2 separate regions of the Homo sapiens genome follow, and region 2 is linked to region 1. A link is an interaction called in ENCODE POLR2A ChIA-PET data of the cell type or tissue named here. Cell type or tissue: GM12878. All regions are shown on one strand. Links, peaks and the distances in the headings refer to the core of each region. The heading gives the core; the rest is flanking DNA.

What was found. Peaks named below come from ENCODE experiments on the same cell type or tissue, not always from the same donor. Only the 100,000 strongest peaks of a DNase experiment are listed, where the experiment ranks them.
Region 2: POLR2A ChIA-PET joins it to region 1 with 12 read pairs; 7 of 35 experiments call an interaction of 5 or more read pairs at or near these places.

Annotation. Positions count from the first base shown.
Region 1 is chr12:665,968-671,342 of GRCh38, forward strand. No RefSeq gene overlaps it. Among named protein-coding and RNA genes, the nearest start is that of NINJ2, 5.2 kb to the left of the region's middle. RefSeq lists an enhancer at 676-1,175 and a silencer at 4,910-5,118. In GM12878, for the core only: no CTCF peak of the experiment used is centred there; DNase peaks (open chromatin) are centred at 1,024 and 3,264; H3K4me3 peaks cover 1,221 bases; H3K27ac peaks cover 4,506 bases.
Region 2 is chr12:611,366-616,740 of GRCh38, forward strand. All of the region lies in intron 1 of NINJ2 (ninjurin 2), which reads right to left. Among named protein-coding and RNA genes, the nearest start is that of NINJ2-AS1, 17 kb to the right of the region's middle. In GM12878, for the core only: a CTCF peak has its summit at 3,143 (motif pointing right); a DNase peak (open chromatin) is centred at 3,217.

The sequences.
Region 1 (5,375 bases), core at 193-5,192:
AGTTGACAAAGCAAGACCATGTCTTAAAAAAAAAAAAAAACTTTCTGGAAAACCTTATTTCGGATGCCAGAAGCAAAATATTAACTATTTATTTCTCTTTGCACTCCTGTTGTGAAAATCCTCATTATCTTTTAAATAATATGGATACATCTGGCTGAATAGAGGGAAACAGGAACAAAAAAATGCAAAAGAGAAAAGTACTCGAATATATTTCAAAAAATTTCCTATTAATAAGCACATTGGTTTGAAAAGGAAACAGCTGTAATTGGTTATAATAATGGTTTTGGTTTGGCAAGATCTTTCTGGATTTGGACCTTTCCCCATCTCATAAGCATCATTTGGAAGTAAACAGAAAAAAGGCTTTGGAAAATGGTTTATCTACCATATCACGCTGTAACCCTGGACCAGGGGTCAGCAAAGTTTTTCTTTTTCATTTTTCCCTTTTATAAAATTCAAATTGCTATATGAAGCTTTTTTAATTTTAATTTTAATTTTTTGAGACGGGGTCTCACTCTGTCACCCAGGCTGGTGTGCAGTGGCACAGTCTCTGCTCACTGCAATCTCTGCCTCCTGGGCTTAAGTGATCCTCCCACCTCAGGCCCCAACCCCCAGCCCAGTAGCTGGGATTACAGGCGCGTGCCACCATGCCTGGCTAATTTCTGTATTTTTTGTAGAGACGGGGGTTTCGCCATGTTGCCCAGGCTGGCCTCAAACTCCTGAGCTCAAGCGATCCGCTCACCTCGATCTCTCAAAGTGCTGGAATTACAGGCGTGGGTCACCATGCCCAGCCAGTAAACTTTTTCTGTAAGGGGCCAGAGAGCCAATATTTTTTAGCCTTTGTGTGTCATATGGTTTCTGCTGCGATGACTCACTTCTATAATAATGTGAAAGCAGTCATAGACAACATGTAAATGAACGAGTGTGGGAGTGTTCCAATAAAACTTTATTTACAAAAAGAGTCAGATATTCATAAAAACAGACCGGAGTTGGCTCCACAGGCTATAGTCTGCTGACCCCTGCTCTAGGATTTAATCAGAGTCTTTGAAGTCTAATTCCCACTTGAGAGGCAACTACTGAGTCTCTACCACGTGGATATTGGGTTAAACACTGCGGGGATATAAAAGCACCACATGCACGCCCTGGTGAGACAACTGATGGCAAGGGAAGCTGTAGTGAAGAGTGTTGCTGCCATTTGGCTGGTGCTGAAACTGCACCTACGTGGAGGTTATCACTGTGGGTGGAAATGGTTTCTATTGTTCTTTACTGCTAGGGTGATTTTTGTGGTGTAAAGCCAGAGGGACATTTTTAGGGAGACTGTCTCTTGGAAAGCATATTTTGGAATATCCTTGAACTTACAGATAAGTAGACACTCAGAGTGACTCAGAAACTACTCTGAGTCTAGTTTCATGGAATGAGGGGTCTACAATGAGACCCTAGGTATCTTGCTATGTAGAAGGAGCAAAGCATTGTTGTAGGGTACTGAAGAAGGCAACAGCAAGAAGATCCTTTAATTTTGAATTGTGGGAAAAGCTCTAGGGTGAAAGCCAGGTGGCCTGGATTCCTCTCTGTGTGCTGAGTCACTGTGTTTTTAGGCAAGTCACTTAACTTCTCTGGGGCTTACATTCTTGTTTGTGAATGTGAAGCTATCAAAAGAGTTGATTCCTAAGATCCCTCTAGCTCTTAAATTCTGTTTCTAATGTGTGTTTTGGCCAGGTGTCGTGGCTCACACCTGTAATCCAGCACCGAGGTAGGCAGATCACCTGAGGTCAGGAGTTTGAGACCAGCCTGGACAACATGGTGTAACCCCTCTCTACTAAAAATACAAAAATTAGCTGGGCCTGGTGGTGCATGCCGGTAATCCCAGCTATTTGGGAGGCTGAGGCACAAAAGAATGGCGTGAACCCAGGAGGTGGAGGTTGCAATGAGCCGAGACCACAACACTGCGCTCCAGCCTGGGTGACAGAGTGAGACTCTGTCTCAAAAAAAAAAAAAAAAAAAAAAAGTTTATATTAAATACTTCCTGTGTAACAATATAAAATCTCAGATACAGGTCTGAATTTCAGTGTGTAAAAGTTGAGGGCTAGAAATTATTGGCTTTTTAAAAAATTGAAGCAGAGCAAGAAGAATCTAATGCTTTTAGTTTAATTTTACCAATAAGACCTTCCCTGATGGAAAATTTATGTAATTAGAAAAATTTTAGGGAAAATTACCACTGTCTGTTGCCCCTGCTCATGGAGACTGAGTAGGGCATACCCACGTCAAACAAGATACAGAAGTGAGAATAAAAGCTGACTTCAAAACATTCTTACAAACTTGCTTATGCCCATTTACACATGAACTCAGCTGCTTTCAAATTCACTTCTCCAGGAATCCCAGGGCCAACAGGGATGGCAAAGGGAAGCTTTCTGAGGGCCTATGGAGGGAGCTGGTAGTGCAGTAAATGTTATTGAACATTTCCATCTTCACTCTTCAATATAGTAGCCATTAGCCACATTAGCCAATTGAGCACATGAAATTTGGTTGGCTGAGTAGGAATTTGAGTTTTAAATCTGATTTAGTTTCAATAAATTCACATATTTTGATTTTATTTATTTTTAAATTTATTTTAGAGACAGGGTCTTACTCTGTCACCCAGGCTGGAGTACAGTGGCACAATCATAGCTCACTGCAACCTCGAACTCCTGGGCTTAAGTAATCCACAACCTTAGCCTTCCCAAGTGCTGGGATTACAAGCATGAGCTACTGTGCCTGGCCTAAAATCACCCCCCACTTTTTTTTTTTTTTTTTTTTTGAGACAGAGTCTTACTCTGTCCCACAGGCTGGAGTGTGCTGGCGTGATCTCAGCTCACTGCAACCTCCACCTCACAGGTTCATGCAATTCTCATGCCTCAGCCTCCTGAGTAGCCAGGATTACAGGCGTGTACCACCATGCCCAGCTAATTTTTCTGTGTATTTTCAGTAGAGACGTGGCTTCACCATGTTGACCAGGCTGGTCTCGAACTCCTGACCTCAGGTGATCCGCCCACCTCGACCTCCCAAAGTGCTAGAATTACAGGCGTGAGCCACTGCGCCCAGCCTCTAAGTTCACATTTACGTGGTTACATTTAAGTAGCTAGTAGCCACCTTCTCGGCCAGTGGAGCTATCAACCAAAATTCCACATTTAGAATCCTGTCATTGTGTATGTGTCACTTCTATTTGGCTGCTCACGCCTTGATAGATGCTCACGGGGCCTGACTTCACACAAATAGGAAGTCAGGGCACACAGCTCTCGTGGGAATGCCCCACGAGGCCTGGGGATGCTCTTGGTGGTGGTGAGTAAAATTTCCCTTCACTCTTTCACATTCAGAGGAGGGGGATTTTAACTGTGACTCACTGTTCAATGAATGATTAAAAACAGAGCCTCCGGTTGGGCGCGGTGGCTCACACCTGTCATCCCAGCACTTTGGGAGGCTGAGGCGGGTGGATCACGAGGTCAGGAGTTCAAGACCAGCCTGGCCAAGATGGTGAGACCCCGTCTCTATTAAAAATACAAAAAAAGTAGCTGGGCATGGTGGCGCGCGCCTGTAGTCCCAGCTACTTGGGAGGCTGAGGCAGGAGAATCGCTTGAACCCGGGAGGGGGAGGTTGCAGTGAGCTGAGATCACACCACTGCACTCCAGCCTGGCGACAGAGCAAGACTCCGTCTCAGAAAAAAAAAAAAGGTGCCTGGCACTCTCTTGGTGGCTTAAGGGAGAGGAATAGATGATCTTTTCTTAGTGATAGGAGAGAGACAAAGATCAGTGGTTTGCAAACTTTTTAAAGATAAGAAATCCTTTTCTTAAACGTAATCTTATGTGGAAGTTAACATAAAGCAGATTAAAGTGAAGCTGTTTGAATGCTAGAGTCACATCCACTTCTGCCCTATCTGTCCCGCCACCTACCCCCCGCAACTGCCCCGTTCCATTTCTCGAGCTGCCCCTTAAGGCACCTCTTGGGAACCAATGGACTTCTGCTCAGGAGGCATATGGTAATAAGCCTCTAAGGGCTGGTGTGTGGGGGGGCTGGGCAACCCCAAGTCACACAAAATTGTGTGGAGGTTTCAAGTCTTGAAGTGATATTTAAAAAAGGAAAAAAAGGCCAGGAGCAGTGGCTCACACCTGTAATCCCAGCACTTTGGGAGGCCAAGGCGGTTGGATCACCTGAGGTTGGGAGTTCAAGACAAACCTGGCCAACGTGATGAAACCCCGCTCTACTAAAAAAAAAAAAATACAAAAAAAAAAATAATTAGCCATGCGCGGTGGCAGGCGCCTGTAATCCCAGCTACTTGGGAGGCTGAGGCAGGAGAATCTCTTGAACCCGGAAGGTGGAGGTTGCAGTGAGCCAAGATTGTGCCACTGCACTCCAGCCTGGGTGACAAGGGTGAAACTCCGTCAAAATAAAAGAAAGAAAGAAAGAAGGAAAGAAAGAAAGAAAGAAAGAAAGAAAGAAAGAAAGAAAGAAAGAAAGAAAGAAAGAAGGAAAGAAAGAGAAAAGAAAAGAAAAGAAAAGAAAAGAAAAGAAAAGGGAAAAGAAGGTTTACAAAGCACAGTCAAAATTATAGCCACTTATCCAGGCAGCAGACAGGATGCTGGCCCACAGGACCTTTTTAACTGACAAAGTGTTCCTCAGACACCCCACCTATGAAGCATTCTTGCCAAAAATATTGAAACTGAATATGCTCTAGATCTAATTTCCAGTTTATAGGAAACACAGGGAAGACAGGAACATATTACAGACACTCAGGGATGGATTAAGCCTGGGAAATTCTACAGTGCAAACAACCTGACCTGGTTTCTTCAACAAATAAATTAGAGGAAAAAAGAAAAGAAGGAACTCATAGATGAAAACTTAAGAGACAGGCCCGGGTGCAGCCGCTCACATCTATAATCCCGGCACTTCGGGAGGCTGAGGCGGGTGGATCACTTAAGTCCAGGAGTTCGAGACTAGCATAAGGAGATTCTCTCTCTACAAATGATTTTTTAAAAAAGTGAGCCTGGGCTGGGCATGGTGGCTCAAGCCTGTAATCCCAGCACTTTGGGAGGCTGAGGCGGATGGATCATCTGAGGTCAGGAGTTTGAGACCAGCCTGGCCAATGTGGTGAAACCCCATCTCCACTAAAAATACAAAAATTAGCCAGGCATATGGTGCATGCCTGTAATCCCAGCTATCCGGGATGCTGAGGCAGGAGAATTGCTTGAACCCAGGAGGTGGAGGTTGCAGTAAGCCAAGATCGTGCCATTGCACTCTGGCCTGGGTGACAAGAGCGAAACTCTGTGTCGAAAAATAAATTAGCCTGGTGTGGTGGCAAGCAGCTGTATGTAGTTCCAGCTACTCAGGAGGCTGAGTTGGGAGGACTG
Region 2 (5,375 bases), core at 217-5,216, 55 kb before region 1:
CTTGCTCTGTCACCCAGGCTGGAGTGCAGTGGCACGATCTTGGCTCATTACAACCACCACCTCCTGGGTTTACGCAATTCTCCTGCTTCAGCCTCCTGCATAGCTCAGATTGCAAGGGCACACCACCACACCCAGCTAATTTTTGTATTTTTAGTAGAGACAGGGTTTCACCATGTTGGCCAGGCTGGTCTCGAACTCCTGACCTCAAGTGATCTGCCTGCCTCAGCCTCCCAAAGTTGGGATTATAGGCATGAGCCACTGTGCCCGGCTCCCAGGGCTTTCTTGAAGTGGCATAAAAGTAAGAAAGGATTTTAGAAATCATTTAGTCTAAACTCCTCCTGGTTACACCTTTGGAAGCATTTCCCTGTAGATATTCTTCCCATACCCACCATACCTCTTTCTTGGCAATAAATAACCTGCTAGAAGTCAGAAGAGAGAAAAACTTCCATGAGTTTCCAGGAAGCGAGGCCATTATTACTTGTTGTAGGAGGTTGCCCCCCAATATCTATTTGACCTTCTTGCAGGATAGTAGAATATTTGACGGGATGCATGACCACTTAGCTAAAGTCAGCATTTCCCAATCCGTCTTGCAGCAGCAGGGCTGTATGACCAAGGTCTGGCTAATGAGAACTTAGCAAGAAGAATTGTGGCCCTAAAAGGAAGGCACCTGTCTTCTCTATCCCCTCCCTCCCTTTTTCCCAGGCTGGAATGTGGAGATTGTGGTGAGCATCTTCAATCATGTGTATAAGGTACATATCCCAGGAGCAGAGCAACAAGCTAGAAGGAGCTTGGGTCCCAAACACCGTGGAGCTACTGTATTATCCCTGGACTGTCTGCACGCAGACTATTACACACAGGCGAGAAATAAACTTCCATTTTGGTCTAAGCTGTTATTATTTGGCGTCTTGCGTCAGTGAAACCTGCATCCTAACACAACACTCTGTGGGGTGTCGGGGCAGTCGCAACCTCCCGTTCTCTGAGAAACCCCCAATTCCACACACCTAGGAGGTAGCCTGGTGACATTATATCCGGTCCAGGAATATCTGGCTCAGGCTGGGTAGAGTAGGGGCGGGAGTCCTGTCCAAGCAGGGCCAATCAGATTTTCCCTTCCATTAATCTGGAACTGAGATTCACTGTTGCTATTCAACCTCCACGGACTACATGAACCAAGATGCACCAGGAGAAGCAAAAATGAGAGGCCAGGCAGCCCCAGAAAAGCAGAGGGAAGGAGCTGTCTGGGTTGGTAGGGCTCGAGGTTCTGGCCCAGGCACTTGGATGACCTCCCTGATCTCCCTGTTGTGTGGTTCTTGGGAGAGATCCTGACACTTTATGATAAACTCCCTCTTTTGGTCTCAGATGCTTTAGGTTCCTTTCTGTCACCCGTAACCCAAAGTGCCTGAGTCTCTTCTGATCCTTGTAAAGATCTGTGTATCCTCAAAACCAGAGGACCCATGTGTCTGCAGCACACCCTTGGCACACCGGGTCCTCTCCGTCACTGCAATCATAGAAGGTCCTGAGGTGAACTAGGTAGATAGACAGATTGATCGCCTGATCGGCTGATTGGTGAATCAATCCATGGGTCTTCCAAGGGATGCTAAACAGGCCTCATGGAATCACAGAATCAGGGTGAAAGGGACAAAAGGCATCAGGCAAGGTGTGACCAGAAAGGCTTAGTGACATGTCCAAAGCGTGCAATTCAGTGGCAGAGTTTCAACTGGACCCCAGCCCAGCACTCCCAGGTTCACTCCTCCTCCCCTGCCATCCCTGGCTGGCCCAATCTGGGGGTGCTCTGACACACTAGGAATAGTTTCCCCATGCTAATGAGCAAAATCCCTGTGACAGCTATGTCAAATCAAGCATATCTGCGGCTCCTAAGAAAAATGAAAATGTATCCTTTTCTCCTTTTTCTGGGTCTTTCTCTATAATTCTAAATCTCATCACGCATTTTAAATAATAAATGGGCTGGGGGCGGTGGCTCATGCCTATAATCCCAGCACTTTTGTAGGCTGAGGCAGGTGGATCACCTGAGGTCAGGAGTTCAAGACTAGCCTAGCCAATATGGTGAAACCCCATCTCTACTAAAAGTACAAAAAATTAGCTGGGCATAGTGGCAGGCACCTGTAATCCCAGCTACTTGGGAGGCTGAGGCAGGAGAATTGCTTGAACTTAGGAGGCAGAGGTTGCAGTGAGCCAAGATTGCGACATTACACTCCAGACTAGGAGACAGAACGAGACTCTGTCTCAAAAATAAATAAATAGGCCGGGCGCGGTGGCTCACGCCTGTAATCCCAGCACTTTGGGAGGCTGAGGCGGGCAGATCACGAGGTCAGGAGATCAAGACCATCCTGGCTAATACGGTGAAACCCCGTCTCTACTAAAAATTCAAAAAATTAGCCGGGCGTGGTGGCGGGCGCCTGTAGTCCCAGCTACTCAGGAGGCTGAGGCAGGAGAATGGCGTGAACCCAGGAGATGGAGCTTGCAGTGAGCCGAGATCGCGCCACTGCACTCCAGCCCGGGTGACAGAGTGAGACTTTGTCTCAAAAAATAATAATAATAAATTAAATAAATAAATTAATTAATTAATTAAAAATGGCCTTTCTTCTCTGGAAGGAGCAATGATGGTACCTCCACCATGTGCCAGGCCCCACACTGGCATTTTCTTTCCAGGTGCTATTCATTTAAGCCCTTCCAGAAGCCACAGGCATGTGGGGTGGAGAAAGGCCAAGCAGCTTGTCCATAGCACGTGGCTAGTAAGAACAGTCTCTTACACGATGTCCTACTGCCTCCTAAAGAAGACCATCCTTAGCGATGGTTGCTGCCTTGACTTTCCAGCCTTCTCCACAGGCACCTGCTCAGCTTGGTTTGGGTCCATGGGTATTGGGAAGTTACTAATCCCACTGTGGTTTATACCTCATGACTTCTTGCATTCGGCTGAATATTCTAGACTGCATGAGGGAGAGGACTGTGTGTAGGTCCAGGGACTTGGTCTTGGGAGAACATAAGTCTGGGTCGTTGGGTGGTGGCAGAACAAAATGTTTGGAGATGGAATCTAGATGATCATCTGTGCGTGAGCTTCATGCCCAGGGGACATGGTGGGGTGGGGGTGGCGGTGTGCCTGTGTGCCCACGGGGGGCTCAGCAGATGGCACTCTTCCCTCACAGTCCTGCCGGGCCTGGCTCCCTCCCTCTGTCTTCTTCCCCTTGCATTCCCTACTTGCCTCTCTACATGTCTTCCTCCTCCATGCCTAGACGTTCTTTAGTACCTGTGCTCTAAGAGGATTCCTGCTTCCCTCTTATCCAGAGAAGTCACTTAGTTAGCTCATTTTTTTTTCCTCCAAAGAAGGGAACAAAGGCTTGACACCTCAGGGCTCGGCCTGCCTGTTTTTTGAGCTGTGTTTGCACCCAGAGCTGAGTGTCTGTCTAGCTCAGGTTCCCAGAGGCCTAGGGGCAAGACCATGTCTTCACACGTCGGGCAGCGTGCATTGTCAGCGCTCTATGAAAAACAAATAGCAGTTATGCAAAGACAAGGAAGCTGCTGGCTCATGGAGGCTGTGGTCCCGAGCTCAAAAGATGCAGGCTTGAGGTCTTAACTGCTTCCATTTAGCGCACAAGCCCACGTCCCTGACACCAGCCACAGGAGGATTCTGCACTCCCATGGTCTCTCTGAAGAGTCGGGAGAGCGGTTTGTGTGAATGTGTAAGGTAGGGGAGGACTCTCTGATTTCATTATGGATTATAGAAATAATAACCTACAGTCATCTTTCAGCTCTGATAAATGAGTGACTCTCAAAGGAGATATGCACGCCCCATTAGGAAGCTACATCCAAATCTCAGCAATCAGGGTGCTAAATGAGAACACCTTATATTTACCAAGAGGAGCATGATTTTTTTAAATGACTGACAGCTTTTCCAAAGGCTAGATCTCCTTCTCGTTCTTTTCTCTACTAAGAAACTCTGGCTCATGCCTGTAATCCCAGCACTTTGGGAGGCCGAGGCAGGTGGATCACCTGAGGTCAGGAGTTCAAGACCAGCCTGACCAACACAGAGAAATCCCGTCTCTACCAAAAATAAAAAATTAGCCGGGCGTAGTGGCGCATGCCTGTAATCCCAACTACTTGGGAGGCTGAGGCAGGAGAATTGCTTGAACCTGGGAGCCGGAGGTTGCAGTGAGCCGAGATCACACCATTGCACTCTAGCCCCGGGCGACAAGAGCGAAACTCCATCTTAAAAAAAAAGAAACTCTGCTCACCCTTCAAAGCCCAGCTCCACTGCCACAGCCCTTGGGAAGCCTTCCTCAGCTCCTATCGGCTAAATTTATCCCTCTTTCTCAGTTCTCCCAAAGCATTTGCTTCACTCCACTAGTACAGCACGTACCATGGGCTATTAGAGGGCTATGTGTGGGACTGTCATCCTGTGGGCTGCATGCATCCCAAGCACAGGAAATGTGCCTCACACGACTTCACATGCCCTTTTCAGGGTCATCTGACAAGCAAGGGAAAATCCTACAATTGGCAGAGCAGTTGTGTTGATGTAGGAAGTGTCTGAGAGGAAAGGGCTGAAAGGAAAAGTGAGGCACACTCTCGGAGAGCTAGAATATCATTCCAGGGGGTTTTAGCTAGGGTGAGGGGCTGCAGAAAGCAGTACTTGTAATGGGCCAGAGGTATAGTAGTTAGAGAAAGCTGATAAGAATTTGTTGCGGTAAAGGAAGTTCTCAGGAAGGTAAAGGACTGGTTCAAGGAAACTTCTGAGTATAAAAAAACCAGGACTGCATTGCCATTTCAACGGGTTGCCTGGACTAGATTTTGAAGCAAAGTCCTATAGTCAGGAAAACTCCAGGAGCTGACTTGGACTTCTCCAAGAACAGAGGCTGGAGGAGGAAAGAAGGAAGCAAAGGCCATGGTAATGACCTTACCATTGGGATAAACTGTGTCAAGCTGCACTGAGTAACCAGGTTGTGTCCTGTAAGTTACTAATCCCACCATGGTTTATACCTCATGACTTCTTGCATTCTGCTGAATATTCTAGACTGCCTGAGAGAGAGGACTGTGTGTAGGTCCAGGGGTTTGGTCTTGGGAGAACATAAGACTGGGTCGTTGGGTGGTGGCAGAACAAAATGTTTGGAGATGGAATCTAGACGATCATCTGTGCGTGAGCTTCATTACAGTGAAGAGTGGGACTGCTCTGGTCCCAGGGTAATGACGGTGACAGTGCTGCAGGTTGCAGGAAACCCACCCCATTCCCCCTCCAAATAGGAAAGAGGCCACGATGCCAAGAAAAGGGACTTCTTGACTACAAAATGGGCCTAGCTACCAACTTATAAATTAGAAGCAAGACTTCTGAGTGGTGTCAGGAAACTGCTAGTGTTCTCCTCTCTTGT